Linked DNA regions of Mus musculus: region 1 is linked to region 2. A link is a loop called in an ENCODE intact Hi-C map of the cell type or tissue named here. Cell type or tissue: left cerebral cortex. All regions are shown on one strand. Links, peaks and the distances in the headings refer to the core of each region. The heading gives the core; the rest is flanking DNA. Region 1 holds the start of Gm33714 (a long non-coding RNA gene). Region 2 has its middle 27 kb from the start of Gm52796.

Region 1 (16,409 bases), core at 4,562-12,561, 170 kb after region 2:
CAGGTCCTTTGAGGGTTCTTCAGCTGAAACACATCCCCGTACCCAGTCACAGCCTCTCCAGCGTCAAGGAACACACAAAACTGTTTGTTCAGTCCTGGGGACACAGGGAAGAAAAGGCATTAGCATCCCTGCGGGAGCCCTGTTGGGTACCCATCAGCCCCTTGTCACTCAAGCACACCTCAGCAGCCAGACTCCCATGATGTACCTGACATCAGCAAGCTGTCTGCCTGCTCCATGCCTGGCCACCTGATGAGATCCACCTCATCTTCCATGCCACCACGAATGGTTCATGTGACCCAGAGGGTCAGCCTGTTGGTTGAGAGACTACCCAACCTTGTCCATGTGTTCAACATCATGTATGGGAAATTTCCTCATTTGTCTGAAAGAGGTTCAAAAGAAGATGGGATAGCAGTTGCAAGGGACGGAGCTGTAGATGCTGTTTTGTCCCCATAAATACCTCACCCTGACATTCTCTCCATCAAACACCCATTCCTTTCTTGTTCCAGTTTTATTGACTTAGTTTTATCTCATTTATTTACGCTAGGGACAGGCCCAGGGACATGCACACACCAGCCAAGTGTTCTAGCATTGAGCGACTTCTACTCTCCTTGGAGACCTGTTCTCCACAGACTCAGCCAACTCTTGGTTGGCATCCTGATGTCACTGAGAGCTCAGGGCTATGACTGCCATCTGTACCCTCTCCGTGGGCATCCTGAGGGCTTTATAACATTCTAAGTCCTCCAGACTGGCACCCTCTCAGTGCCACTGAGTACCTTGTTTGGTTAGCTTTTGACAACTGTTTACTTTATTCATGGAATGGAAGCAAGACAAGAACCCAACAGGAGATGTCTCAGAATCACACACACACACACACACACACACACACACATGCACATAAAGAAATGTAATGTACATTTATCTGGAAATTGCCGGGTGCTGCAAGAGCTCACTGAGAAGCTGGCTCTGAAAGAGGAGTTGCCCCTGTTCAGCTGACGGTGTTTGTCTCAAAGTGTCCTCAAAGCCCTTTGCCTGGGGATGGACTGGTACCTTCACTGTGTGAGGGGGAGAGATGAGAACAGCAAAACAGCCCAAAAGGAAAACCCAGTGTCCTTAAGAACAGGTCACTCTAGTAACAGGGGTTGCTGAGTGCTTATCCTGTGACATAAAAGTGCCGGCTGTGGGTAAGAGAAGCCAGGAGTCCCGCCGTGGGAAGCCCGTCCTGGAGAAGAAACTCAGCAGGGATCTCCAGCTCATTGCCTCGACCTCCACAGTCGACTTCTGGAGTCTGTGAGTGCTCCATTAGACGGATGCGGTCCCTGGGGTTATGCGTCTTTTCCATGGAAGCCACACCTGAGGGGACACTCTGCATTCTCCAGGACCCCTCTCTACTGAGAAGCCTGGCTGACTGCCTTAACGAAGCTTCCTCGGTTTGTTTCTGCTGGATATTCGGAGCACCTGGCACTTTGCTACCTCTCCTCCCACCTCCCTCTAGATATTTACTCTTCTAGTTAGGCTCGCTGTGTGTATATTTCATAAACTCACCCATTTAAAACAAAAAAATGTATGGCTCTCAAAATCTATTCCTTAGACCATATAGAGCCATCAATCAATCAATCAATCAATCAATCAATCAAACTTGATTCTGAGCTTTGCTGTTTGCTAGATGAGGATCAAGAATACACTTTTAATGTTAAGATATTTTCTGTTTCTAGTTGATCTGGACAGGACCCATCATAAGTTTGAGGAGCACCTGTATGTTTAAATGAGGTCAAGGTATCACACCAATTGTTAACATTGCTAACTTACTATAAACTAGTCGTTAGTCAGTAGGTGAACATTTACCAAGAGACACACAACTCAGGAAGCCAGAAGTTTCTGGGTAAAAAGTCTCTCTCTCTCTCTCTCTCTCTCTCTCTCTCTCTCTCTCTCTCTCTTTCTCTCTCTCTGTGTGTGTGTGTGTGTGTGTGTGTGTGTGTGTGTATGCACCATGGGAGTGCAGTGCCCCTGGAAGCCAGCAGAGGGCATCTAATCTGGAGCTGAAGTTATATGCAGTTGGGAGTTGCCTGAACTGGGTGCTGGGTGAAGACCCCCAGCATAGATAAGGCTGCTGGGAAAGCTGGACATGATGCTTGTACTTCTAATCTCAGTACCCATAGGCTAAAGGAAGATGTGATGGTTTGTATACACTCAGCCAAGGGAGTGGCACTCTTAGGAGGTGTGGCCCTGTTGGAGTAAGTCTGCCACTGTGAGTGTGGGCTTTAAGACTTTCATTCTAGCTGCCTGGAAGCCAGTATTCTGCTAGCAGCCTTCTGATGAAGATGTAGAAGAACTCTCAGCTCCTCCTGCACCATGCCTGCCTGGATGCTGCTATATTCCTGCCTTGATGATAATGGACTGAACCTTTGAACCTGTAAGCCAGCCCCAATTAAATGTTGTCCTTTATAAGAGTTGCCTTGGCCATGGTGCCTATTCATAGCAGGAAAACCCTAACGAAGACAGAAGAGGGCACACAGAGTTCGAGGCCACCCAAAGCGACATAGACAGGACTTGTTTCAAAAACAAACAGCAAAAGGCACCGTGCTTTGGTTTCCAGAGTCCCACTCCTGCCTGTGTGCAATAGTCACTCTTCCATAGTTCTTCCTGGCTCCAGGACACTCCTTTGGATGTATTGTGCTAACATTAACAACCGCTAATTAGCATTATCATTCTTGTTAATTTAACTAAAAGCAGTACTTTGTCCAAAAGAGGTGCAGATGGTGGTAACCAAAAGCTAATCAGGCTTCACCAACAAGACCCACGGAAATCCAGCCATGTATGCTCATGTGCTGATGGCCTGCTGGACACGACAGCGGAACGTGGGGACACTGTTTTGATTATGCATGGTTTATAGCGGGGGCCTCCACACATCTAGAGCCTTGTGGCAAGCAGGAATTTGCCCCATTTCCTCGAGACATGTAATTATGACAGTAATTGTCAGTATCACAGTCTCTGTTCTCCTGTCATCTGCCCATCTTCTTTAATAAGATAGTGATCTGAGCTGTCTCAAAAGGAGGAGGAGGGGGGGAGGAGGAGGAGGAGGAGGGGGAGGAGGAGGAGGAGACAGCAGCAATGGTAGTAGCAGCCATCACTTGCTGAGTGCAGTGGCCTACGTTTCTATTCCCAGCACTCTGGAGGCTCAGTAGGAGGGTCCTAGGTTCAAGGTCAGCCTGAGTTGCAAAGCAAGAACCTATCTCAGCTAAACCAAATAAAAGAGTTAAGGAAAGAGTAGCAGGTCATACCCCAGGCCAGTGGTTCTCAGCCTTCCTAATGCTGCAACCCTTTAATACAGTTCCTCACATTGTGGTGACCCCCCCCCACAACCATAAAACTATTTTGTTACTACTTCACAACTGTGATTTTGCTGCTGTTATGAATCATAATGTAAATATCTGATGTGCAGGATCTCTGGGGGGTTGTGATCCACAAGTTGAGAACCACCTCTCTAAGAGCCTTTCTTAGTCTGGCAGTAAGTATTTATTTGCCTACATGCTATCCTAACCTCTGGGCAGGTTTCTGCTGGGCACTGGCTCCTCTGAGCATCCGCCTGTGAAGCCGGTTTGGCATCACTCCCACAAGCAATTACCAAGGCTCTGACCACTTGAAGTCACAGCCCCTATCAAGTCTCACCAATGAGCACACTTCCAGGAAGCAGGGGGCAGCACCCCACCCTCTGCCACCTGGAATTTCACTTTGTTCCGGCGCCAAGCACGGAACTGTGTGGTGTCTGGGCACTAAAACCATTTGTGGGAAAAGGATACAATGTACAAATGGCTGCGTTCCCTATTAGGAGTTTTTTTTTTTTTTTCCTTCCCCACTCGATGAAAAGGGTTTTCCCTCCTCCAATTGGCTGCAAGCTCCATTCAAGTAAAAGCACAAAGACTGTATTGTTCTGCATTGTACACACAGGAAGACTTTTAAGAGAAGGGTGTGGGCCTGAGTGATGGTTCTGCATCCATCCAGGAAGTACTTGCTTCTTAAGCACAAGGCCCGGGTTGAATCCAGCTCCTCTGTAAGAAGCAGGGCAAGGCAGTGTGGCTTTGTGATGACAGCACTGGGACTGGGGAGGGGGAGACAGGAGGATTCACCCAGTTCCCTTCCATTCTTGGTTGACAAGGAAGGAAAAAGATCTGGAGGTGTGTTGAAAGGGGGGAAAATCAAAGGAGTGGAGAGAGCACAGGGAGGAGTGGGCAGAGAGAGGGGTAGGATGCTTGACCGTCTGTCTGTCTGTCTGTCTGTCAGTCCATCTGTCTGAGACCAGGGCTCACAAGGAAGAAGCAGAAAGATGAGAAAGAAGAGGATGAGGAGCAAAGGGAGACGGTAAGTACCCACTCAGCATTATGCTAAGGAAACAGAGGTGAGCACGGCCCAGCCTCTGCCCATCCATCAAACTCCTTGGTCCTCACATGGCTTGAGACACTGGATGAGGTGGTCAACGTGGTCCAGCTCCAGCAGGGAAGTGTAAGAGGCTTTTGCAAGAGTGATGTTGTATCCAATTGTAAGAGGCCAGGGACAGCAGCTCAGCCAGCAAAGTGCTTGCCCAGCAAGACAAGGAGCTGAGTTCAGACCCAGAACACAAGCAAGAAGCCAGGTGCAGTGGTAGGCACCTGTGTTTAGGAAACCGAAGTCATTATATAGCTTCCCCCAGTGCGCGGTTACAAAGGGGCTGAGCCAGAAAGAAGCCAATGGGGGTGGGGTTGTTGTGAGATGGTGCATATTCTAGTTTTATTTCTGTTGCTTTGACACGATATCTCAACAAAAAAGCAACATGGGAGAAAAGACTTATTTCAGCTCACAATTCCAAGTTACCATCCCTGTAGAGAAATTACAGAGGCAAGGCAGGAGCTTTGGGTAGGTGGTCAATTAAGACTGAGAATGAATGTCTGTATGCTTCTTGCTTGCTTGCTTGCTTGCTTGTGCTCTCCTTGGTTTCTCCACTATAATTCAGTTCAGGACTCCTTGCCTAGGGAATGGTGTTTCCTGCAGTAGACTGGGTCTTCCCACATAAGTTGACTTGCTTAGTTAAGAAGATCTTCCCCAAATATGCTCACAGTCCAATCCGGTGTAGACAATTCTTCAATGAGATTCTTTTCCTAGGTGATTCTAGCTTGTGTCATGTTGACAATTGAAGCTGACCATCCCGTTATATGAGGTCTTGGAGAACGAGTAGGATTTTGACAGAGATGGTGGGACAGGACACTGAGCAGCCCAGAACAGCATGAATAAAGTTGCTGAGACAGGATATGAACCAGGGAGGACGGCCTTGAATCAGGGAGAATGATGTGTTTATTGTAGTAGCTAATGGGCAGGCAGGAGATACTTCTGGTAAGGCTATGAGCAGGATCTATTGTAGTAGCTAATGGGCAGGCAGGAGATACTTCTGGTAAGGCTATGAGCAGGATCTATTGTAGTAGCTAATGGGCAGGCAGGAGATACTTCTGGTAAGGCTATGAGCAGGATCCTACAGATCACAGAGGGCACTGGCCACCACGATGGAGACACTACTCCTCCATCTTGGCTCCAGGGAAACAACTTCCACTCACCTAACATGCCATCTGTTTGATAGAGACATTGATATACTTTTTGTGGAAAGAACCTTAAGCTGGGGCTGTGAATGGTAACCCAGTTGTTAAAGTACTTGCCTTGCCAACATGGGGACCTGACTTTAATCCCAGGAAACTATATATATATATATATATATATATATATATATATATATATATATATATATATATCTCAGGTTTTTTTAAAGCAGCTATGGCTACACATGCTTGTAAGCTGAGTGCTGGGGGAAGCAGAACTGGGTAGATCCTTGTGGCTTGCTGGCCAGCCAGCCTGGCCTAATTGGTGAGTTCCAGGGCAGTGGGAAACCCTGCCTCAAAGCAACAAGATAGATGGTATCTGAGGAACAACAGCCAAGGCTGTTCTCTGGGCACCACATGTATGTGCACTCATGTGTATTTGTATTTGTGTGCATGTGTGCATGTACTCACAGGTACACACGTACACACACACACCACCATCTCCACCACCACCACCACCAACAACAACAACCCAAGCACAATGCTGACTCCCACAGCCATGACTGAACATATCCTGCATCCAGCCTGGGGAGGGAGCTATATAAGCAAGCTTTGATGTCACCAGGGCCTTAGTAGTGAGCCCACTCTGGGAGCCATGGTGCAGTCGTGAGATCTCATGGCAGAGGGTAGGAACTAATATGCAGCTCCTGCTGAACCATGCACTGATGTGGAAACGTAAGGGTTCTTTGGAAAGCCAGTTGTGTCGGGTGATGTTTTGCTGGGACAAACACGTGAAGGAGTGTTTTCCTGAAGCAGACACAGGTGAAAGGATGTTTTGCTAAAGCAAGCATGTAAAAGGACACATGATGAAGGATTTTTTAATAACAACACACATGCATTAGTCTGCCTTACATTGCGTAGTTGAGAGGCATTTTGTCAGGACTCCATAGAGAGAAATGCACCAAAAAACTTTGTGTGGTGTGCGATGGTTTCTTGACACTTCCTTGGGCTGATTGGCAGAGTGATGTCAGCTAAGACAGACTCACATGGAGTTTTGCTGAGGCAAGACGCATGGTAAAGCAAGATCATGTGTGGAGGACACATGATGTTTGGAGGGAGTCTAAATAGGACTCAATGGACCATGAGAGGGGCCTGGTTGTAGAGCGAGCTCTGCAACACTTGTTGGTCTTGAGTCTCCACTGATCTTCGCTTTGCAGAGAGATGCACAGCCAAGAACTTCTCCTGGCGTTCCTGCTGGTCCCTCCTGCTGACTTGTGCTTAGGCTGAGGCCTGGCCATCTCTGCCTAGGTAGTGCCACCATTGCGGATGCATTCTGCTATCCCTGCCTGTCAAATTGGACTGCTGGTATAGTTATGAAGTATTTGTGAGTGGATCAAGCTGCTGCTGCTGCTGCTGACCTGTGATCTGAACTGCTGACTTTCTGACACTGCAGACAGGAGTTGCTCCAAAGAACCATTTCTAAAGAGATCCACTTCCCCCGTATCCTTTCTTTCCCACTACCTGTGATGGGCGGTGGGCTAGAAGGAAGGTTAAAGCATTTAAGAACCATCATTAAAAGTAGGCTTTGAAAAACTTAAAGCTATAACTTATCATTAAGGGATGCCCTTGCCCCAGCCAGGACCCGCTCCTGACCCCTGGTCTTGTCTGTCATTCTCAGTTAAGGGAACCTGTAACTACACACCAATCGTGCTACTCAACAGGTCTAGAAAATGGCTCCATCTTTCTTGATGAGACCAGGACTCGCATGAACGTCAAAATTTCAAAGCATCCATACTCTGCTCACAGACCCAAGAACTTGCCAGAATGGATGCAAATTTCCATACGGCGAAGGAAAGAGTGAGTCCCCAGGCTTGCATTGAATCCTGCTACCCTGGGTCTTACGTTATTAAAACTTTATAGAATTCTTTCACAGCCTCCTCCCACGAGACCTTCCCACACTGGCAGGCACACACTTTGGAATTTATGCTCTCTCTTCTCCCAAATTGAAGATTTCCTGTCTTTCCTTGCTGTATCCCATTTGGGCCAGAGTAGAACAAATTACCTTGGTGGAATAAGTTCTTACTAGCTGCAAGAAAGAAACTAAATCCACACTTGAAGTAAATCAGAGTGCTGTGTTGTGAAGCTCATCTGGATAGAACAGACCAGTGACTCAACCCACTCAGGAGGTAGCAAAGGGTGTGTGAGTGAACACACTATTCTACCATCCCTGGGAGCTGGGCTGGGAAACTGAGGCAATGCAAGGGGAGATGTCAAAGGCACCAGTAAGCAAAACCTGAAGAGAAAAGGAGGCCTTTAAGGAGGACCTTGGGATAGGGTAGGTTGCTTTAACTCTATTACTGGCTGTTTGGGAAAAGGGTTGTGGTTTAATTCAGCCTGGGAATGTAGCTTAGCTGTAAAGGAATTGCCTAAAACCCCTCAGTTGGGGCAGGGTGTGTGGCTCAGTGGTAGAGCCCCTGCCTAGAATCCCACAGTGAGGGGCTGGGGCGTGGCTCAGTGGTAGAGCCCCTGCCTAGAATCCCCCAGTGAGGGGCTGGGGCGTGGCTCAGTGGTAGAGCCCCTGCCTAGAAGGGGCTGGGGGTGTGGTTCAGTGGTAGAGCCCCTGCCTAGAAGGGGCTGGGAGTGTGGTTCAGTGGTAGAGCCCCTGCCTAGAAGGGGCTGGGGGTGTGGTTCAGTGGTAGAGCCCCTGCCTAGAATCCCCCAGTGAGGGGCTGGGGGCGTGGCTCAGTGGTAGAGCCCCTGCCTAGAATCCCCCAGTGAGGGGCTGGGGCGTGGCTCAGTGGCAAAGCACCTGCCTAACATCATGCGCATCTCCTTTGCATGGGTTCAAGGACAATACAAATTGAATTAGTTTAAAGCACTGGTTATTTCCTCCATTTTTACTACTTCCAAATAAAATCCTAGAAAGTGGCATAAAACCAGCTACAGAAGAAGCTGGGTTTCTTCTAAAACTAGGCTTGGTCATTAGACAGAACTTCAGATTCCTCTTTTTTTTTCTATTTTATTTTATATATGGATATTTTGCCTGCATTTGTGTCTATGCATTGCATGCATGAAGTGCCCAAGGTTGCCAGAAGAGGGCATTAGATCCCTTGGAACTGGAGTTACAGGTGGTTGTGAGCTGCCATGTGGTTGCTGGGAACTAAACCCAGGACCTCTGGAAGAGCAACCAGTGCTGGTAACCACTGAGCCATCTCTCCAACCCAATCTCAAATTCTGAAATCCCTTGTTTTTATGACTTGGCAGAAGAGAAAACAGAGAAAAACCCCAGGGGCAAAGGGGCATTCCAGAATCCCCCACCTTATAACAAAAAGTCACCTCCAGGGACTTTAATGTCCCCAAACATCTTCTCCTCAGTTCACCTCCAAGATCCTGACCAAAGAGAAGCCAATTCACCATAGCATGCACAGGATGGACAAAGAAACCGAAGGTGTGCAACCTGAGAGTCTTTGTGAAGCCAGCTTCCCCTGGAGGGGGGAAGAGGGGGACTTAGGCACCTGTCCCTGATATCAGACTCTCCTTGGAGTCTCTGGGGTCCCTTCATGGCTCCCAGCTCAGTATTCAAAGCCTCATCTGCCAGTAGGGGCATTGTGGTTATACCAACACCATCCTCATCAAGCTGGGACTTTCTTTCTTTTTTTATTATTTCTTTTTTTCTTAATTGGATATTTTCTTTATTTACATTTCAAATGCTATCCCTAAAGTTCCCTATACCCTTCCCACGCCCTGCTCCCCTCCCCACCCACTCCCACTTCTTGGCCCTGGCGTTCCCCTGTACTGGGGCATATAAAGTTTGCAAGACCAAGGGGCCTCTCCTCCCAATGATGGCCGACTAGGCCATCTTCTGCTACATATGCTGCTAGAGACACAAGCTCTGGGGTTTACTGGTTAGCTCATATTGTTGTTCCACCTAGGGTTGCAGACCCCTTCCAAGCTGGGACTTTCATGGTCTTCCTTCCTATCAGTATAAAGGGTGCATGAGGAGCTGAGCATGGCGGCTCACACCTGCAATACCAGTAGCCAGAGGCTGGGGCAGCCTGGGCTACATAATAAGCCCCTTCCCCAGGGACAATGAAAAATGACTTTAGTTTCTAAAGTCCCTCCGATACTTCATGGACATCTTTCTTTAGTACATCCTAGGAGCCTCTTTGTCCTGGTTACAACTTTCCAATCTCTGGACGGCATGGCAGAATAATGAGAGAACCTTATTGGTACTTGGGGAGACAATGAATCCATTGTGGTGTGAGAAGCGTGGAAACCCACCCTTGACCAGGGCCGTTCTCTTGAGGACCATGAGAACACATTATTGCAACTTTAAACATTTGGAGCTTGGCAGAAAGAAACACCATCAGGCCCTCATCAAAATTCCAAGACTTATCCAAAAGTGCACCTCCAAACTTTTGGGAAACCCTAAAATAGAGAGTCGTAAACTGGGTAAAGTGGTTCATTTTTGTGATCTCAGAGATGGAGAGGCTAGGGCAGGGAAGTCTTCAGCTCAAGGTTATCTGCGGTGCAGAGTGAGACTCCGCACGTAATAAAGCAACGCCAATAACAGCAGGGGTTGGGGTGTTCCTGGGTGGTAGGATACTGGCCTAGACTCCTCCAGTGGGAGGCTAGAGGTAACTCCATGGTAGAACACTTGCATAGATCCTTGGTTCTGTCTTCAACACTGCAATCCATCAGTCAATCAAGGAAGCAAGCAAGCCCAGTCTTTGCTCATAATTGGAGAAAACTAAGGGCAAACGGATACATGTAGCAGCGCTGTCACGAATTATATTTATTTTGCTCTAAAATTACACACGACCTAGCAAAGGAGTCGATCCACTCGCATACCTCAGGAGCGTGATTCAGCCCTTCTTGGCGCTAAAAGTGACAGTTTTCTTCTCCAACGCCCTAAAACAAATGGATGTATTTATATCCTCCTCGGTCTGCAAATCCTCACGGTGTGAGTGGGCTGTTTACTTTAAAGACCAGACAGGAGTGAGAAGAATCACGACTGCTCTGCTCCAAGGGTTGAACACTCTGAGCAAGCAGACAAGAACCTCTGGGGTCTGTGTTACCGCTCACCCTTCGGGAGTGATGCTGAGGGGGACAGGACCAAACCCCGTGGCAGATGAGCTCCCAGACTCTTTGCTTTGCCCATGTGAATATGAACTCTTTCATTTCAGAGCTCACATACAATTCAGACCCGTCCCCCTGATGTTTGGCTTTGTTTTAAGGTAGTGCTGGGATTCACCACATAGGCTAAGCTGGCCAGCGAGCACAGCAGTCCTCCTGCCTCCATCTCCTGAGCAGGAACCCCAAGCCTGTACCACCATGTCTAGCTTCTTCACATGAGTTCCAGGAACTGAACTCTTGAGCTCATGATCCTCCTGTTTGTGCCTGCTGAGAGCTGGCATGCCAGGTGTGCACCATCTCCCCCTTTTCTTTCTTCCCTCTTTCTTTCTTTCTTCCTTTCTTTCTTTCTTTCTTTCTTTCTTTCTTTCTTTCTTTCTTTCTTTCTTCCTTCCTTCCTTTCTTTCTTTCTTTCTTTCTTTCTTTCTTTCTTTCTTTCTTTCTTTCTTTCTTTCTTTTTAATAGCACACCTTTGCAAGATGTCCATGTGGACCAAGTGAGTTCAGAGGAAATGGTTTCTACACAGTGAGGCTTGAGTCACCCAGGCATTGCAGGGCACAGATGCCCACAGTAGTCACTAAAACAGGCCCAATGGGCTGTGCTTCCTGTGGGATGCTGAGCTGAGCAACCTAACAGAGAACCAGTGTCTGGTGTACTTCTGGGATGAATGGGTCGTATCTCGATATTCACGTTAAGAAAATACTTGAATGGCACAGCTGGGTTCTAGCTGATTCTCTAGGTGTTGTCTTATTTTCCTTCTCCAATGTTTGGCTATAGTCTTCATTTTGTGAAGAATGGACCCATGACAACAGATAATAGATAGATAGATAGATAGATAGATAGATAGATAGATAGATAGATACATACATACATACATACATACACGGATGGATAGATGATAGATAGATAGATAGATAGATAGATAGATAGATAGATAGATAGATTCATGGATAGATACATAGACAGATAGATGAGAGATAGGTAGATAGACAGATGACAGATAATAGACAGACAAATAAATAGATAATAGAGATAGAGAGATAGATACATACATACATATATACATACATAGACAGATACATAGATACATAGACACATAGATAGATACACGGATGGATGGATAGATAGATAGATAGATAGATAGATAGACAGATTAATGAATAGATACATAGACAGATGGATGAGAGATAGGTAGATAAATAGATGATTGATAAATCGACGATAGCTAATAGAGAGAGAGATGACAGATAATAGACAGACAAATAGATAATAGAGATAGAGAGATAGATATAAATAGATACAGACAGACAAATAGAATTTTATTTACTTATGAGAGGGTTCATGCCACAGCACTGTGTGAATGTCAGAGAACAATTTGCAAGAGTCTACTCTCATTTTTCATCATGTGGGACCAGGAGATTGAATTCATGTCAGCAGGTTTGACAGCAAACACCTTTGCCTGCTAAGCCAACCTGCTCACCCATAGATGTTTGGGTTTTTGTTTGTTTGTTTGTTTGTTTTTAATCACAAATAACTTGATGTGTGTTTTCAACTTACATGTGCATCAATTCGCTTTGTTTTGTTTTGTCTTGGAATACCAAACACCTGGTACCTGGTGACAGCTGCTGTGCACAGTACCAGGAATGCAGGGGGAACCCATGCTGATGACCAGAGACGCAGGTGCTGTGGAAGTGAGTTGTAATGGACTCACACCTTCTTACCTTACAAGCTAGCACAGAGACTGAACTCAGTAGGTGCTCAATAAACCTTTAACTAACTGGCTGGAGATGTAGCTCAGTCAGTAGAGTGATTGGCTACCACACACGAAGCCCTGGATTGTATCTCTAGCGCTATATACACCTATAACCACAGCACTAGGGAGGGAGAGGAAAGGGGATTAGAAATTTAAGGTCATCTTTGGCTGCATAGTGAGTTTAAGACTAGCCTGAGCTACATGAAATTCTGTCTTCTTCTTCTTCTTCTTCTTCTTCTTCTTCTTCTTCTCCTCCTCCTCCTCCTCCTCCTCCTCCTCCTCCTTCTCCTTCTTCTCCTCCTCCTCCTCCTCCTTCTTCCTCTTCCTCTTCCTCTTCCTCTTCCTCCTCCTCCTCCTCCTCCTCCTCCTCCTCCTCCTCTTCTTCTTCTTCTTCTTCTTCTTCTTCTTCTTCTTCTTCTTCTTCTTCTTCTTCTTCTTCTTCTTCTTCCTCTTCTTCTTCTTCATCCTTGATGCAAATGGATGGACAAATGTGTTTGACAGAAGAAAAGAACACAAGTCTCTAAATGCAGCCTGGATGTGAAGAGAATCGGAGCTCCAGAGATCAGAAAGTTTTATTAAATTTTAGAGCAATCCTGCAGGCTGCCTGGACAGGGCAACATGGGACCCAAGTCTGGAAGATGGAACAAAGCTGTAAAGAGCACCCAAAGGGCTGGGCATGGCAGTCTCTGCCTGTTATTCTAGCACTTGGGAGGCTGGGACAGTGGGGCAGGGCAGGGGGAGTTCAATGCAAGCCTGGGTTACATGCTAAGACCTTGCTGCAGAAACTACAAAGTGACATCATGATTTCATGTAATTATAAAATGGGAAGATGGCTCAGCGGGGGAAGGGTTTGCTGTGTTGGGTCCCCAGGACCCAGGTAAAAAGCTGGATGTAGTAAGAGGCAGAGACAGGAGACTAGAGGCTCCCTGTGGGGAGTTCCAGTTCCAGGGAGAGACTGTCTCAAAGCAAACCAGAGGGAGAGTGATAGACATTCTTTCTCCCTCGATGAGACGGCTGTGGAGACTTTGAGAGCCCAGTCCTCCTTAAGCTGAAACCCTTTAATACAATTCCTCACATTGTGGTAACAGCCCCAACCATAAATTTATTTTTGTTGCTACCTCATAACTGTAATTTTACTACTGTTATGGATTGTAATGTAAATCTACCTGTTTTCCACTCCTGTGAAAAAGTTGTTTGACAACTGCACAGGGGTCACGACCCACAGGTTGAGAACCCCTGAAGTAACTGCTCTCCAATATGAAAGAGACCTCCCTTCCATTCAATACATGGCTCTCACCCAGCAACCAGCCTTCTAGCTCCAGCATCACTGTGTTTTGACAGCTGCTAGGGCATTCCCAGCAGCATCAAAACAAACTTGTTTGTCTCATCTAAGACGAGAAAAATATATGTATTATTTTTCTTTAAGATCCCTGTTCCCCTGACAGCTTGTCTTTGCTCTCAAAATTTGCAATGAAATGTTCTGATGAGCATGGATTTCATCCATGTTCTGCCCAAATCCTCTCATCTCATGAGCTCCTAAGCCCCTGGCTTAACCACCAATCTCCAAATATGTATGTGGCACTGCCATAACAAAGGCCCACAGTGGTGCTGGGGAAAGGAGCAGGTGACTCCTTTCTTTGCAGGCATGAGTGTTATTTTAACCTCAGCAGGAGCAGAGGGAGCAGAGGGGGAGGATTTCTGGGGCTCAGCATCTTGACTGTGTTGATTGAAGTGGAAAGCTCTGCCCACAGTGGGTGGCACCATTCCCTAGACAAGGGATTACATAGAATAGAGAAAATGAGCTAAGGTATGCATGCTTGGATGCCTTCATCCTTCTCTGCTCTTGGCTGTGGATGAGACGTGACTAGATGCTGGATTATAACTTGAAACTGTGAACACCCCAGAAAAGTCCTTTCTCTCCTACATTGCTTTTGTTGAGGTATTTTATCACAGACATGGGAGGAGAAACTAAGACACATAAGAAGTCAGGGATGATGACTCCCTTGTAATATTAGTTGTGGTGGTTTGAATATGCTTGGCCCAGGGAGTGGCACTATTTGGAGGTGTGGCCTTGTTGGAGGAAGTGTGTCACTGTAGGTCTGGGCTTTAAGACCCTCATCCTCGCTGCCTGAAAGTCAGTTCTCTCAAAGTAGCCTTCAGATGAAGATGTAGAACTCTCAGCTCCTCCTGCACCATGCCTGCCTGAATGCTGCCATGTTCCTGCCTTGATGATAATGGACTGAACCTCTGAACCTGTAGCCAGTCTGAATTACATGTTGTCCTTATAAGAGTTTCCTTGGTCATGGTGTCTCTTCACAACACTAAAACCCTAACTAAGATACTAGTGCTGGAGGCTGTGGAGGCAGAGACAAGAGGACCTCGGAGCTCACTGGCCAGCCAGCCAAATCAAATCAATGAGTTCCAGGTACCAGACAGAATCATGTTTCAAACAACATGGTGGGTGGTGCCTGCATCGTCCTCCGGCCTCCTCTGATCCCATCTGTACCACAGCTCTATGTCCTGGCCCTGACCCTCCAGGAGGGGCACTGTGGTTTGGGCAAGTGAGGCTAGATGCTCAAAGTTGCTCACTAGCAGGACACAAAGCAAACACTAACCCAGGACTGGTTTTACCCAAACCTGGAGTATCCACTCTGGGATGGGGGTGGAGGCACTGAGAACTTCATCTCTAACCCTTCGCTGTCCTTGTTCCCAGAGACTCAACGGCAAAGTCCCTGAAATCCCACGGATCCGAGGGCAGTCTCGGGGACAGAGCTCATATTTTACCCGGAATGACAGGGCCCTGTCTCTGTGGGAGAATTTAATCTCAAAGCAGGATGCCCTTGTGGAAGACGCCATCCAGTCCAGGCAACTGCAACCCAATAAGCCTCTGACTGAATTAGACTCAAAGAGCTGTGGTGCTGATGTGAGGCTTGGGGAGTGGCTGGCTGATGGTTGAGCAGAGTAAGCCAGAGAGACGAAAGACAAAACAGAAAAATAATATAGCTGAATATGGCCAATTTCTGTGAAAGGTCTGGAATGAGAGAGAGTTGATTCATTCCAGTGTAGGACTATTTTTAACCCTTCAGAACCGGTTAAAAATCTTTACCAAGGGCGGGGGAGACAATTTCCTCTGTAAAGTGCTTAGCCACGCAAGCATGAGGGTCTACGTTTGTATCTCAAGGGCTTACATGGAAAGCCGAGCCTGGCAGTGCACACCTCTAACCCCTGCACAGAGGGGACCGAGACCCAGGGATTCCTGGAGCTCACTGGCCTGCCAACTTCAGCCTAATCGATGACCTCCAGGCTCAGTGAGAGACCCTGCCTCAAAATTAAGAAGCAGAATGATGAGAAAGATACCAGACAATGATCTCTGTCTTCCACACTCATCTGAACATATAGATTCACACACTTCCCTATACCTATATATTCACAAACACATGCACATGAAGATTAAACATACTTATTCATCATTTATCAAATATAATTACTTACTTATCAAATACATTTATCTATTTATTAATAAGTCAACACATCTTATTTATCTACATATATATTTATTATGTAAAAATGATGTAATACAAATATAATTTATTAATAAATATAAGTGTATTTGCTTAATAATAAATATATTCTATAAATATAACATAACATATATACAATAGATATAATCTTCATCTAGAACTGGAAGTGTTGGCACAGACCCGTAATCCCAGCAATACGTGTCAGAAGCAGGAAGACCACTCAGTTCAAAGCCAGCCTGGGCGACACAGCAAGTAAAATCCGTCCTCAGAAAACTTCACAAGTATCTGTATAAAGCAACCATGGACAAGCCTGGGCTACCCAGTAAGTAAAACTCTTCCTCAGAAAACCTCACAAATATCCGTATAAAGCAACCACAGACATTTTGATCCCCTGTCAAAAGAAAGAATGTACTGAGCTCATTTTAGCTAGGATGGGTTTGGAAG
Region 2 (16,409 bases), core at 5,708-13,707:
ATCCATCCATCCACCCATCCATCTGTCCGTCCATCTGTCTACCTACTCATGTATTCACCATCTATCCACCTACCCATCCACTCATGTATCCATTCATTCATGTGTCCATCCATCCATCTATCCATCCATCCATCCTCACGTATCCATTCATTCATGTGTCCATCCATCTATCCATCCATCCATCCATCCACCCATCCATCTGTCCGTCCATCTGTCTACCTACTCATGGATCTGTATAAACCGATGACATGACCATCCTATCGTATGGTTAAGTGGAAGATTTTTATTGTAGATATGAGAGAGAGGCATCTGGAAGAGTCCAGAGCAGAAAGAGAAAGTAGTAGACCGAACATGACCACACTGGAACTGGCCACAAGGGATGCAGGAACAGGGCGGGATGGGGGGGGGGGAGAGTAAGAGATGAAGAAGAGTGTGGGCAGAGGAGAGGACCAGGAGCTGAAACAGCAGAGTTATAAGAATGAGTAGCTGGGCGGGGTCATGGAGGAAAGCTCCTGAGTTGGAGGAAGTTTAGGGTAGGGGAGAGGCAACAATTGCTGGGAAGAGCCAGGATGCCAGCCTGGACCCTGAAACCTGTAACTGGTATTGGTGACACCGAGGGAGGCTTGGGATCGGCATGTGCTTTGTTATGCTAATAGGCACCACAGATAGCCAAGTGTCTCTTCTGCCAGTAATAAGAGCAATTGTTCTTTTGATAGAGGGAACAGGTGTCACAAGTTCTTAAGGAACGCTGGCTTCTGTCTAACTGCTAGAATATGGGGAAATGGAGTTTCCTTTGGACCTCATGGGATCATCCATCTATCCCTCCCTCACTCCCTCCATCTATCCACTCATGTATGTAGTCTTTCTTCCCCCAGCCTGAAGCCTGCTTGCTCAGGGGTGGAGCTTCCTGCTCATTCATTCTGCCACGCCCACTGCTGGAACCTGCCGATTTGCTGTTCGGAGCCACACATGTGCTTACCTTTCTACTGGACCAGAGATTATTCGGCGGGAATCGGGTCCCCTCCCCCTTCCTTCATAACTAGTGTTGCAACAATAAAATTTGAGCTTTGATCAGAATGAATTTGTCTTAGCTCCGTTTCTTCTTTCGCCCCGTCTAGATTCCTCTCTTACAGCTCGAGTAGCCATATCAGTTGAACTGTTCATGTTGCGAGCTGCTGGCAGCCACAACAATGTATCCATCCATCCACCCACCCACGAGTCCACCCATCAATTCATGCACGAGTCCATCTGCTCATCTTTCTCTCCATCCAGATTTTTTACTTAAACTCCATGGAGCAACTATCTTTTGTCTTGTGATCCCAGGTCAAGTTTTGCTACAGTCACTTTGTATAACAAGATATTCAGAGACCCGAGTGACTCATGGTCATTTATTTCATGCTCATGGGCATGATGAAGATGATGGATGGTTGGGTGGCTGGTTGGGTGGATGAATGGATGATGGATACTGTGCGCTCCAGGTTTCTCCACTCTCCTGGAACTACAGATATTCTTCCAATCTGTGCTCACAGCAGCACATCTGCCAGATCCAGTCATGGGGCCGCTGACAATGCCAACAGTGCTGGGACTTGTCCCCACCCCAGATAAGAAAGCATTGTGAGGCACAGGGCAAACAAAGTGCAGAAGCCACCTAGTTACAAAAAAAGGACAATCAGAACAACAATCCAATTTACTCCAGGATGTTTGAGCAAGATAAGGGATTTCTGACCTCTGGAGGTGAAGAAACAGCAGGCCTGGCTCCACCTGCCTTTGTCTGCAGAAGCCACTCGACTGATGGATGTGACACCTGCCTTCCTAGGCAGGATCTTCCATTTTCTGGCCTCGGAGTGTTTTATGGACGTAAGAGGAAGGCTCTTCCATTACGTAATGTTCTGTGATCTGACACAGTGACTCGGATTTAGAGTTCCAGCCTGAATCCTCACACAAAGGACGTTCATTTCTAAGTTTTATTGTGCATTGTATTTGTCTTTTTTTTTTCTTTTTAAAATAATGACCCATCTACAACTTCTGAACAAACTGTAATAAAAGTGACAAATACTGGTACACGGTACACACATTGTCACTCTGGATTTACTGCCCCCCAACTTTTTTTCCTGGTAAGTCACACTAAATTTGCACTTTGGGGCTTCATCCATCACTCTATCTTTTAATGCAGTATCTAATCTCGCTGGTTCTTTTCTTCTGGTAACACAGCCTCTCCTGAAGTGCATTTTCAGGACTGATTTTTATCATTTGCCAATGTATTTAAAATAATGTGTGAGCTATAAATCAAAGCCCTTTATTGGAATACTGCAAAAGACGCTTACAACACAATAAATTTAGTACTTCGGATCCATTCTGGGAAATCTGACAGAAGAGTGACTGAGGCCCCTTTGAACTCTGAGGACTGGAAGCATTAGCTGTTCAAAGTGTTTTCTTCCATAGAGGCAAGTTTTAAGACTGCTGATGCACGGGAAGTCAGGAACGATGTGAGCTGGTACGACCCGGTAGAATCCAGATAAATTTCCTTTTGCATCCCAGCTGATTCATATGCTGCATGACTTTCTGCGAACTACGATCTCCGAATGGTCCTTGTGTGTAAACTGAGAGTGGAGTAAATGACACTTTCCAAACCTGTGATAAGAATGGATGAGAAGGCCCGTGTGGGTATTTCTGGTATACAGTAGGTGTTTAACATGTGTGACCTCGGGTTCTCTGCTTCTTCCAAGAAGGAATGACCAGACCTGTACAGGGTCTGCTGGAAGCCTCCAGCGTCCATGTGCTAAGTTCTTGCTTGCTCCACAGTTCGGAGCAGGGTCCAGCTGACCACAGAGCCCGCCCCGGACATTAGCAGGGCTACAGCCTCGTATTTCAACCTCATGCCATCCCTCAGGAAACTCAGCCCCTCCTTCAGCCTCATTTGTAAAGAAACACGCATCCCACAGGCACCTGAAAGAACCACTTCCGGGAAAGAATCACTTCCCTTGAGTACCTTCCTCAGAGCTGTTTCCAGGGTTTCTCCTGCTTGACCTTCCTCCTTCAGCTTCCGGTTCCTCCCACTCTAGTTTCTGTTTTTTCCCCACCAGCTTCCGTTTTTCTCCCATTTCTGCTACAGACTCCGTTGGTTGCTTCTTCTGACCCAGAACCTTCTACCCAGAATCTCAGTTAAATTCTGTATTGCAGGGGAGGACAACGAGGCCCCACGCTGTAAGTGTGGGGGAGGCGGGCAAGGCGGACAGACACCAACCAGCTTGGGTTTGTTTTGGGGAGTCTGATGCACAGCTCCTAATAGCCTCAAGGGGGACCCAGCAGGAAGGCCCCACAACCATCCTTATCCAGCCAACCTCTTCCTCCAGCAACTCCTCTCCTTCCTCCTCCTCTCCCTCCTCCTCCTCTTCCTCCTCTACCTTTCTTCTCCTCCTCTTCTTATTTATTTTTTGTCAACCCCATACAAGAGGAACCTCATCTGAGAAAATGCCTATATCACATTGCCTGTAGGCAGGACTGTGGAATATTTTCCTCGATTAACGACTGATGTGGGAGGGTCCAGACCACTGTGGGAGGTGCCAGCCCTGGGCAAGGTGGTCCTGGATTATATCAAGGTAGCTGAACAAGCCATAGGCAACTAGAATGCTCCCCCATGGCCTGCTTCAGTTCCTGCCCCCCAGGTTCCTGCCTTGAATTCCTTCTTTGACTTCTCTCTGTGGTGGGCTGTAACCTGTAAGCCAAATAAACCATCTCCTTGCCCAGGTTACTTTTGGTCACAGTGCTTTATCACAGGAATTGGAACTTAACCAAGACAATCAATAGTCAACATTGCAGCAGAACATGGTATCAGATTCCCAGTATCACCCAGTAAAACCTGTACTGTGGTCATCTCTCCCACATACACACTCTTTTTCTTCTATCTCCACCACCATTCTCCACCCTTAAGGCTCTAGCTAGATGCTAGGCAGAGGCTGTCAAGCTTGACCTGAGCCTCCCCCCCCCCCTTACCCCTGCTTCTGGTCTTCTAGTTTGTTTGTACAGTTTGTTTTTGTTCTGCCTCTTTTTTTGAGTTTGGATCTTTCCATGTAGCCCAGGATGTCCTGGAGCTTTTTGTGTAGACCAGGCTAGCCCAGAACTCTGCCTGCCTTTGTCCCAGCCAAGTGCCCAGCTCCTTGCTGTTTGAGCACATACAGCATGTGGACCTCAGGACCTTTGGACTCACCAGACACTTTTTCTCCTAGACACGATCACATCGGAGTGTCCAGTCTAGGGAAGGTTGTATGCACAGAAGGCCAGTCTGAGCATGGATGGCCCCATCCTAGATTGGCAGGTCTGGGGTCCCAGGTCGGGTGAGGGCACTGCCTCTATAAGCTGGGAAGAGACAGGTTTGCAGAGGAATGGTGAGTGTTCCTCACCAATTCTTCTCTTCCCTTCGTGTTTTCTCCCATGAGCAATGCTTTGAACGCACTGGCTGTGTCACTGCAGCAGGCAACCTTGCTGCTTCATGCCACCCTTCCCAAGTCCCTGGGAGCACCTGCCATGTGTCCCACTGCCTCCAGTGAGAAATCCCTGTTCTGGCTCAGCACTTTCCTCCATCTCTTCAACTGTTAAGTGCTGCGGCGACCTTGCCCATGGTCGGTTCTGCAGGGAGCTACATTACTGTGTGCCCTGCTTGAGGCTGAGGCTGAGGCTGAGGAAGTCAATGAAGAGGAAGCAAGCCTGCTGTGATGGTGCATCCCTGCAACCTCCGCTCGGGAGGTTTCCTACTTGGTTAACTGTCAACTTGACACACCTGGAGTCACTTCTCAAAGGAATCTCAGTAGAGGGATTGCTCAGATTAGATTGGCCTATAGCATGTCTGTGGGGGATTGTTGTGATTGCTAATTGATGAAGGACGATCCAGTCCACAGAAGGCGGTCCCATTCCCTAGGCAGCTAGCTGGCCCTTGTTTGTATAAAAAGAGTAGGTCAGCAAATGCCTCTCCTCCATGGTTTCCCCTTAAAATTTCTACTTGAGCTCCTGTCATGACTTTTCTCAATAACGGACTGTTGTGGTGGTGGGCTATTAATGTTACTCAGACCTCCTGGCACTGGCACAAGTTCCTTGCTACCCGCACAACGTTCTGGATTCCCGAATGAAATACACACACATACACACACACACAGAGAGAGAGAGAGAGAGAGAGAGAGAGAGAGAGAGAGAGAGAGAGAGGAGGGGAGGGGAGGGGAGGGGAGGGGAGGGGAGGGGAGGGGAGGGGAGGGGAGGAGAAGAGAGGAGAGGGCCTTATATTTAATATGCCTTAATCAGTTCAGTGGCTGGACTACTCCCAAACTTCCATGTTGTTAACACCTACCCTCCAATACTCCTTAATTATTACTTACTAAAATCTATATTCCATCCTTGCTACCCCAAACAGGGGAGGGCCCCCCTAGGGTCATCCTTCTCCGGCTCTTACATGATTGGTACTCTGTCTTCTGAAGCTCTCAAGCCTGTAGCTTACTTCTCAGGCCTGATCTTCCTGCTTCCACGAAATGGCTGTTCTAACTCCTCTCTCTGTCCTCTTGACCTCGAATCCTAACGTCGTCCCACCTCTGTCTCTCTGCCCAACCATTGGCCGCTGGCAACTTGATTTACCAATTGAAACCAACTGGGGGCAGGGACCCTCAGCGTCTCACATGAGGGATTCTCCTGCAATTTTGGGAACCTAATTAACAAAATACAAGTGTTAAACCAAATCCCCAACAGACTGTGATCTGGAAATATAAGCCAAATAAACAAACCATTCCCGCCCTGAGTTGCTTTTGGATAAGAGTGTTTTACCACAGCCATAGCAAGGAAACTAGAACAGGAGGGTCAGGAGTTCAAAGTCACCCCTGGCCACATAATCATTCAAGGCCAGCCTGGGCTATGTGTGATGCTGTCTGAAAAGGGGAAGTGGGGCAAAAGTGTTGAGAGACTCACTCATGGCTGTCTTCTTTCTGGGGCTAGAAACAAGGCCACCCTGAGTGAGGAGCTCCTCTGCGAAGTCACACAGCTAAAATAAAAGGGACAAATGGCGCCTAGCGTTGTTACCAGCAAGGCATTTGGGGAACATAAATTCCACTAGGAATTAGTCATTCTAAATTGCTTTATTTGGTTTTAACTTAGAATAGAACCTAAATTATTCAGCTAGGGAGGGGGAGGGAGGGGGCAGGAGCCAGTTCTAGGCCTGGCATCCACCTCACACTGTCACCGTTAGGAGAGCAGTGACATCTGTCTGGGGGTGGCCTTGGGAGCTGGTGGGCTGCCTGAGACCTTCTGGATTTGGTAAAAGCCCCCTGGGATGTGAGACTCAAGAAGCACGATTTTGCATCAGCAACACACCCATGCCTTTTACTCTGTCCCTGTTTGAGAAATGATGTCACTGTTCTCTCATTTAAAAAAAAACAAAAAAAAAAAACCAAAAAAAAAAAAAACAACTTTCTCTAACCATGTGTGGTGGTACAAGCCTGTAATCCCGGCACTCGGAAGGCTGAGGCAGGAGGATCGTGAGTTGGAGACTCGCCTGGACTATATAGTGAAACCAAGTCTCAAAAATAAAGCAAAACAAAACCAAAAAATCCTTTCCCTCAACCCCCATTTTACTCTAGCCACTGTCAGCTTTGTTGCTATGCTTTGAGACGAAACTCTACACTCAAATCCTCCGCAGCCCTGGCTTGCCTCTAGTAGGTTTTCCTGACTGATCCCACACTGGCTACACACCGGGCCTGCAAAGTCAATTCTAGTCCTCAGCCAACACAACCCAGCTAGGCACAATTCCTTATTCTGGGGGATCATTTTTCCTCGGTTTGCTGGACCCCGCATCTCCTGCTTAGCCTCCTATCTCACTGGTTGGTCCACCAGGATCTTCCCCTTCTCCCTGACAGACTCCTGTGGTTGCGTCTCACAGCTCAGACCTTAGACCTCAGTGCTAATTCTCTGGTCTACTAGCTTTCAAATCATCACTTTATCAATAACCCCTGAATTTCTGTCTCCAGGCTAGACTCTCCTTAAACTGCAGATTCACATGCACAATCGCCTTCTGGATGTCTCTACGTTGATGTTCAGTTAGATATCTGAAAATAATTCCTAGCCAAATAGATTTCTAGCACCCCAAAGCTGAGGCAGGAGAATAATCAATACATTTTCCTTAAATTTTCCTAGCCCTCAGCCAACACAACCCAGCTAGGCACAATTAAAAGAAAGAAAGAAGAAGGAAAGGAAAGGAAAGGAAAGAAAAGAGAAGAAAGAGAAGAGAAGGGAAGGGAAGGGAAGGGAAGGGAAGGGAAGGGAAGGGAAGGGAAGGGAAGCAAAGCAAAGCAAAGCAAAGCAAAGCAAAGCAAAGCAAAGCAAAGAAAAGAAAAGAAAAGAAGAGAAAAGAAGAGTCAGGTGGTGGCGGTGCATGCCTTTGATCCTAGCACTCAGACCACCTAGGTAGGTGGATCTCTGAGTTCCAGGCCAGCCTTGTCTATAGAACAAGTTTCAGGCAGCTAGTGATATATAGAGAAACCCTGTCTCAGAAAAAAAAAATCTGTTCTATTTTTAATGTGTGTGTGTGTCTCTGTGTGTGTGTGTGTGTGTGTGTGTGTATATCTGTGTGTGTTATGTGCATGTGTGTTCTGGGTGCCTGCAGAGGCATCTGATCCCTTGGAGCTGGAGTTACAAGCAGTTTTGAGCCACCCAATGTGAGTGCTGGTCACCAAACTCTGGTCCTCTAGAAGAGCAGCAAGTCCTAATCACCAAGCCATCTCTGTAGCTTCACACGTCTCTATATCAGTTTATTCATACGTGAAGAGGGGTACCCTGCCTCCAAGAGAACTCTGGTAAGCTGGTGGGAACAAGAATTAGACGTTCTTAAACCTAACGGATGGCAAGCATGCTGGTCCTGAGTCTAGGACACTGTCCAGGCTCTGTCCTGAGCTGGGACTGAACCTGCCGTGGAGGCAGAAATAGCAGGAATGGAGTCTAGGATCTGAGCCAAAGCCAGGGGAGTTGGTACCTGTTCTGTGTTGTGCTGTGTGGGTTATCTCCCTGACCACTGCTTCCACCATCAGTCCTTATGCAGTGGATACAGAGAGAACAAGAGCTATTCTAGCAGGCAATGAGGTCTTTGATGTCTAGGCAGGGGCTTTACCACTGAGCCACATTCTCATCTCAAAAACTTTTGCTATACTATGCCTGACTTTCTTTGTCTACGTAAAGTTATTATTTTAAAGTCAAGGTTCCTCTACACAGCCCAGGCTGACCTGACCTTGAACCCATGCTCCTTTGACTCATCCTCCTGTACTCTGGGATTACAGGTGTATGCTCTCACATATTGGACTGGATTTCTTGATTGGACAATGAATGTGGGATTGTGGGGTGTTCAGCTACCCCTCCTCAGCTGTGTGCCCTGTGGGAGACAGGGATATCCTGGGTCTGTGAGAATCCAGAACAGCCCTGGGAGGTATGCTTCCTGCAGAGGCCTGATCAGCCCTTCAAGTTGGCAAGTAATTAACTTGCCTAATTAAGGCATGCAGGCACAGGGCTCCTACTGGGATACTCCTGGGGAGCAGTGACATCCACCACTGAAAGGGTCTCAGGCTCTGTTGAAACTGCACAGCACGGGGGAGAGAAGATTAATTAAAAAGCGGGCTGAGGAAGCATTGCACCCTGGGAGTAAAGGCCTCGGTGAGCACCAGGGAAGGCTGGGGGTGTCCCTGGATGCCAGTGGGGGGTATGTGTGAGAAACTCCATCTCCCTGTGAATGGGGGGGGGTGCCTCATCTATTTGGGTTTGGGGATGGGGTAGGGAAAGAGCCACAGCGCATGCACGCCAGGCACCTCTTTGCTGATGGGCTATTTTTGCATGTAGTGCGTTAAATTTTGCTGAAATGCTGGGGTATCTTCTTGTCCTCCAAGCACGGGGATGGGGGGTGGGGTGGGGAAGGCTGAGCTTTCTGTGGGAAAGCAAGCAGGTTCTCAGCTCTGCCATGTACCTCTGAATGAGAGCTCCTTTCCAGAGCCTCCATCAGAGACCATCAGAGAGCTTCTGAAGAGCTAAATGGGGCTCTCTGCTCTGTCCTTGTCCTCTGCAGTTCTATGGGGCGGCGGTGGGGGGGGGCAGAGAATGGCATCCTGGGAGGTTGCTTCCTCTCCCCAGAGCGTGGTAGCCCCCCAGGTGGAGTGTGCTTAGAGCAGGCTCAAGGTTGTTCCTTCAGCAACTGCCAAGTGCCTGCTGTAAGCCTGATGTGATCCTATGTCCACAGATGATAGTGTGGAAAACATGGCAACATGGGGTCCCTCACAGGTAGGGTGGAGAAGGGGCTGGAAGGAGGAAGCCAGGGTGTGTCAGGTGGCACCACGCGATCCTTTAGGACTTAAGGTTAGAAAAGCAGCGTGAGAGCTGGCTATGAACAATCTTCTTGTAAGGAGGACGTTTATAGGCTGAGCTGTGTCCCCCAAACTTGCATGTTCAAGTCAGTTTCTGTTACTTTAGAATGTGATTGTATTTGGGGATAGATTCTTCCCAGTTCTAGGGATAGAACTCAGGAACTCAGAATATATAGATTCTAGATATATGCTCTACCACTGAGTCACACCCCAGTCCCTCACTGGGGGGATTCTAGGCAGGGGCTCTACCACTGAGTCATACCCCAGTCCCTCACTGGGGAATTCTAGGCAGGGTCTCTACCATTGAGCCACTCCCTGGTCCCTCACTGGGGGATTCTAGATAAGTGCTCTATCACTGAGCCACACACCCTATGCTTCATTGGAGAATTTGCACAGTTGCTATCCAGAGTCCCAGTGGAGAATGAATCAGAATTATCAAACAGTGTCCTCATTGACCTGCTCAGGGCTTGTCAGCCTCTGCAACTCCCATAGCCCAGGGAACTGAGATTGCAGGGCAGACCAACCGCCTCCTCCACTCCAGATCTGTAGAGAAAGAACGCAGTCATAGCAGAAATGGTGAGCGCCTCAGAACCAGCATTGGGAATCTGGCAACATAGTGTGTGGACTGCAGCTTCTATCTTGATATTAGGACAAGCTACTTGTGTTCTCTGAGAGTCTCTGTTCTTTCATTTGTAACGTGCTGGTCACAATGTACTCTTTGTAGGGACATTTTTGCAAAAGGAAGGAGAGGATGGGAACAGGACTAGGTCAATTGCAAACCCTCTCTGCACCACAGCTAGTGTGATAATTTCAGTTTGTGTGTGTGTGTGTGTGCATGTATGTGCTTGTGAATGTCTGCCCATGGCTGTATGTTTGTGTGTATGGGGGGGGGGGGTCAGAGGTTAACATTGGATATATTCCTCTATCATTCATTCCCTTATTTTTTTAAAAAAGATTTTATCTTTATTTTAAATTGTATGTATGTGTGTGCATATGACTGCAGAGGCCAGAGGATGGTACTGGATCTCCTGGTTCTGGAGTCACAGGCAGCTGTGAGCCCTCTGACCACTCACCCCTCTCTGCAACCTCTCCACCTTGTGCTTTGAGACAGCTGACTGAGCAGTCTAGGCTGCCTGGCCAGCATGATTCAGGGATCCGCTTGTCTCCTCCCACTCTCCCAGGGTGGGATTACAGACACTTGCCAGCACACCTGATTTTTCTTGGGACCCAAACTCAGGGCCTCATGCTCGCTTGGCAGGCACTTCACCAATGAGCCATGTCCCCAGACTCTAATTACATTTTAAAGCTCCTTTTGGGCATGGCATATCACTGTTTGCTGTGTACTGTCGTTTCTCTTGCTAAATGCAGACCAGCTGTTAGTCAGGGTCCCCTTGGAGCACATCTGCCCTTGACCTTGTACTGGCAGCCACCTCTTTCTTTATTAAAAAAAAAAAATCTCTGACAGATTGACTTCCTCAGTGACCCTCACACAGCTGTGTCTCTGCCAGACACAACCTGCTACGCACACCAGTCCCTAGCTATTACAAGTCCACAGACCCGCAACCTCAAAGGAGCCTTGGTTTATACCGCAGAAGCCCGGCTCCCAGAGCACGGGGAACACTCTGTTTGCCTTTGATTGAAAAATCAACAGTCTGGTTTTCTCTAACTTAATTTAGACATGAGTCCACAATTTGTCAGGAGATAAATGAATTCGGGGCGTTAGGGGAACCCAATTAAATGCTCTTTAGGTTTCTGTTGGGAACAGATGCGTAGTTCCTGGCCCTTCCAAGCTGTTGCCTGTGCACATGAGGGTTGGCTATGGGTTACCCATTCTGCATGGTGAGAGGGAGGGAGGAGAATCTACCTCTGGGGCTGTGCCAGCTGGGCCTTCTAAATAACTCTAGGGAAAGGTCCTGCCAAAAGACAGCCGTGGGACTGGGGAGATGGCTCAGTGGGTAGAGTTTTTGTGACAGAGGCGAAGACCCAAGTTTGACACCCCAAACCCACGTAAAAAGCTTAGTGTGGCAGCATGCGTCTGAAGCACAGCACTGGAGAAGGGTACAGGGACAGGGACAGGGACAGGGACAGGGACAGGGACAGGGACAGGGACAGGGACAGGGACAGGGAGATTCTGAGGTTTGCTGGCTAGCTGCTGGTATGAGCCCCAGCTTTAGTGAGAGAGCCTGTCTCAGAAAAATAAAGTGGAAGGTAACGGAAGAAGATACCTGATATCATTCTCTGATTTACACACGTGTGTGTGTGAGCACACGCACACATATGCGCACACACAAATGCACCCCCCCCAATGTATGTATGCACTCATGCAAGCACACACACTTCACACATGCACTCATACACACCGGGCCACACACTTCCACACAATTGAATGCTTACAGGTTCATGTAACACACGCAGCTACCTGACCAGCTGTGAGCACTTGATTTAGCACTGGAACATCTATGGCTGTGTCCAGGCTGTCCCAGCCCAGATTCGATGCTTGCCACCTGGACTTTTTTCCTTGCCCTACACACAAACCCCCAATAACCATCCCCTAGATCCAGAGCTCAGAGATTAAAGACAGCCCCTCTCCCTCCCAGATGGTGGCTGAGGAAGGCCCAGATTACATGAGATTTTGAGCTGGGGAGAGGCAAAGAGTTGGGCTCCTGAGAAGGTATTAAAACATAGCCTGGAGAGGCTCCATCTGTGACAGTGGCCTAGATAAAGCCCTTGTGGTAGTATCGGGGGTAGGAGAGCTGCCTTTCCATAGCCAGATAAGAACCATTTTGTATGTGTGTGACCTGTGAGCCCCAGGGATCTGCCTGTGACTACCTCCCCAGAACTGGGGTTACAAGTGTGTTTATCAGTACACCTGTATCTTGTTTTAAAACAGATTTCGGGACTCGAACTCAGGTCTTCATGTTTGCAAAGCGAACACTTTACAGAGTGAACCATCATCTCAGCCACAGAATTACATTGAGGGGACACAGTGGCCCTGAGCTGACACAGTTCCATTGGTAAAAGGATTGGGACTTCCACTAGGGAAGGATGTCCTCGTGCCTAGACAGGACTCTGTGTGGGGATCAGTCGTCACCATAATTCATATCCCAGCACCTTGGTGTGTGACCTCATCTAGAGAACCTTTAGATATTTATAATGAGGCCATTCAGGCAGGCACCAGTCCAGGCTCATTGAGGTCCTCATTAAAAAGGGATATTGGATTGAGCACAATGAGGTGTGCCTGTCATGCCAATATATGAAAGGCTGAGGCAAGGGGGTTGCGATTTTGAGGTCGGCCTGAGCTACAGAGTAAGACTATGTCTCCAAAAACAAAAACAAAACAAAAACAAAACCAACCGAATAAACAAAACCAGGCTGGAGAGAGAGTTTGGTCCAAAAACATGCTTGCTGTGCAGTCAGGATGCCCCGAGTAGGAGGAGAACCTACACTGTGCACACTTGTGATCTTGGCATGGGGAAGCAGAGGCAAGAGGCTCCTTGGAGATCTCTCAGCCTACCTCAGCCCACTTGACATGCCCCAGGCCAATGAGAGGCCCCGTCTCAAAGAATGTATGTTTCGAGGTGGACAGTGTTCTGAGGAGTGCCACCCAAGGTTGGCCTTGGCCTTCAGAAGCACACAGACACACGCACATAGGTACACACACAAAGAAAAGGTAAGTTTATTTGTTTTTAACAACAAAGGCAATAAAACAAAGGTAGATATTTGGATGTAGTAGGCATGCTGTCTGGGGCTGGAAAGATGGCAGAGCTGTTAAGATTTACTGTTGATCTTGCAGAGAGAGGACCTGGGTTCAGTTCCCAGCACCCATTTCAGGCAGCCCACTTGTAACTCCAATTCCAGGGAATCCCATGTCCTTCCTCCTCCCCCTCCCCCCCCCCCCCCGCCCCCTATCTTGGTTTGGGACCAAGATTTGGTGTAGGATCCGTCCTTCAAGGCCCCTGAAGGAAACAGCCTGGCTGACACATCGCTCTTGGACTTCAGCTCCTTAGGGCCAGGAGATGATGGATCTCTGTTGTTTTAGCCCTGCCTACCCCTAAGCTTGTACTATTTCTGCTTCAGCAGCCCTAACAAATGGATGCATGCTGAGTCTATGGAGGAGAGACAGGATAACGCAGGGAGGATTCTGGGATTGATTTCCAGCTAAGTGGTGGGTAAAGTCTTCCTTTTGGCTTTCTGTCCCCTCACCCACTTGTAAACCCTGTGTGTATGTGTGTGTGTGTGTGTGTGTGTGTGTGTTGCCTGTGTAAAGTAAAAGCTACAAAAAACAAAACAAAAGAAAGCCAGGCATGACAGTTCGTGCCTATAATCCTAGTGTTTGGGAGATGGCGTTAGGAGCATCATTCTCGACTATATAACATGAGTTCAAGGCCAACTGGGTTACATGAGACATAATCTCAGAACACAGAAAGCAAGGGGCTGGAGCAATGACTTGGTGGCTAAGAGCACTTGCTGCTCTTGCAGGGGATTCAGTTCAGCTTCCAGCACACACATTAGGTAGCTCACAACCTCTTGTAACTTCATCTCTAAGCGCTCCAGCTCCCCCTTCTGGCCTCCATGAGACCCTACACCGACACACCGACACACCGACACACACACACACACACACACACACACACACACACACACACACACGCATAGTTAAAAACAAAAAACAAACCTCAAACCAAACCACAACAAAAGCCAAATGAAAGGTGACTATGTAACTAAGGGTCACTTTTTGGACAGGCACAGATGGTCTCAGGGAAAGGATCTTGGCCTTGCTAGGCCCAGTGTCCAGGGACTGCCTGGCCAGAGCACTTAGGCCCACCTCACGCAAGCTCTGGCCCCATGATACGGTGATATTATTTCTGCTTGTGTTAACCACAGAAGTGATGGATGACACACTCTGGTGTTATGCAATCTCTGGAGCTTGTGAATCATTCAAGTGACTAACAGAAGGTACGGGAGGGCTGGGGAGCCCCTGACCTCACCACTGTAGGAGGGAATCTCAGTAGATTTATTGTTTTAAAAGGTTTATTTTATTTCTATTTTTCTCTCTGTGTGTCTCTTTCTCTTCCGTCGCTCTGCCTCTCTCTGTGTGTCTGTCTTTGTCTTTCTGTGTGTCTGTCTGTCTGTCTCTCTCTGACTCTCTCTTTCTCTCTGTGTATGTGCCATGTGTGTATATATAGTGTCAGAGGTCAGAAGAGATCCCCTAGACCCGAGTTAGAAATGACTGGGAGCCACTTCACAAAGGGATGCTGGGAATGGAACCCTGGGTCCACTGGAAGAACAGGAAATACTCTGACCCCTGAGCCATCTTTCCACCCTCAGTTTTTACTTGTCAGTGCTGGGATTAGAACCTAGGATCTTGTAATTATAGGCAAGAATCTGACACTGAGCCACATCTCTAATCTCTACAACTATACCTAGGTAAAAATGTATATATGTATTACTTTTGTTGATGCTATTTTTCTCACCCCTTTAAAAATTGTTTTATTACATTTTTATTCATTTGTTTTGTGGGCATGTGAGTGTGTGTGTGTGTGTGGGCCCACATGTGCCACGGTGCAGGGCTGGAGACCAGAGGACAACTTGTAGAAGTCAGTTCTCTTCTTCTACCACGTGGGTCTTGGGAATCAAACTCAGATTGTCAGGTTTGGCTGCAAGTGCCTTTAGCTGCTAAGCCATCTTTTTGGCCTATATTTATATTTATATTTATATTTATATTTATATTTATATTTATATTTATATTTATATTTATATTTATATTTATATTTATATTTTTACTTTTATTTTGTCTGAAAGAAGCTATGAAGCCCAGACTGGCCTCTGGTTCAGTCTCAGGAATGCTGGCCTATGCCACCAGTAGCTGTCTTAGCTGGAGTTCAGCTAACTGATGTTATGCTTCTTACCACCAGGGGGCGGTAGGGAGAGCATGGGGCCAGCTCAGGTGAAGGAGTCCCCCTGGAACTAATCAGTGCTCATAACTCAAATGAGAGGGAACACTCCAGACAGCTCATTATGAGGGCATTGCTCTCCTCTGCTTTTTCAGAGTTGGACAACTTCCACTCAAGCACAACAAAAAAGCTGATAAAAGGGCAGCGCAAACCCCTGTGGGCGAGAGGGAGTTTCTCCATTTCCGATGTTGTCCTTAATTCTTCTTCTAGAATTTATTTATTGGCTTATTTGTTTACCGAAGCACCTGGAACTGATCTTATGGCCTTGCACGTACTAGTCTGGAGCTCTACCACTAAGCAACTCCTCTAGGCTCTCACTGGGGGACTCTAGGCAAGGGCTCTACCACTGAGCCACGCCCCCAGCCCCTCACTGGGGGATTCTAGGCAAGGGCTCTACCACTGAGCCACATCCCAGCCTCTCACTGGGGGATTCTAGGCAAGGGCTCTACCACTGAGCCACACCCTCAGCCCCTCACTGAGGGATTCTAGGCAGGGGCTCTACCACTGAGCCACACCCCAGCCCCTCACTGGGGGATTCTAGGCAGGGGCTCTACCACTGAGCCACACCCCCAGCCCCTCACTGGGGGACTCTAGGCAGGGGCTCTACCACTGAGCCACACCCCAGCCCCTCACTGGGGGATTCTAGGCAGGGGCTCTACCACTGAGCCACACCCCAGCCCCTCACTGGGGGATTCTAGGCAGGGGCTCTACCACTGAGCCACGCCCCCAGCCCCTCACTGGGGGACTCTAGGCAGGGGCTCTACCACTGAGCCACACCCCAGCCCCTCACTGGGGGATTCTAGGCAGGGGCTCTACCACTGAGCCACACCCCAGCCCCTCACTGGGGGATTCTAGGCAGGGGCTCTACCACTGAGCCACACCCTCAGCCCCTCACTGGGGGATTCTAGGCAGGGGCTCTACCACTGAGCCACACCCCAGCCCCTCACTGGGGGATTCTAGGCAGGGGCTCTACCACTGAGCCACGCCCCCAGCCCCTCACTGGGGGATTCTAGGCAGGGGCTCTACCACTGAGCCACTCCCCCAGCCCCTCACTGGGGGACTCTAGGCAGGGGCTCTACCA

Evidence for each region. A loop is a pair of places that touch in the nucleus more often than their neighbours do. Peaks named below come from ENCODE experiments on the same cell type or tissue, not always from the same donor. Only the 100,000 strongest peaks of a DNase experiment are listed, where the experiment ranks them.
Region 1: a loop joins it to region 2, with 2.5 times the contacts of the local background. A loop is called at or near these places in 3 of 42 quality-filtered maps.

The regions. Positions count from the first base shown.
Region 1 is chr5:144,467,317-144,483,725 of GRCm38, reverse strand. It overlaps Gm33714 (a long non-coding RNA gene), which reads left to right and starts at 3,927. Exons shown (of 5, transcript XR_868684.1): 1 at 3,927-4,048; 2 at 4,279-4,356; 3 at 16,124-16,287. In left cerebral cortex, for the core only: a CTCF peak has its summit at 8,641 (motif pointing right); a DNase peak (open chromatin) is centred at 10,459.
Region 2 is chr5:144,637,717-144,654,125 of GRCm38, reverse strand. No RefSeq gene overlaps it. Among named protein-coding and RNA genes, the nearest start is that of Gm52796, 27 kb to the left of the region's middle. In left cerebral cortex, for the core only: no CTCF peak of the experiment used is centred there; DNase peaks (open chromatin) are centred at 6,251, 6,544 and 9,962; H3K27ac peaks cover 731 bases.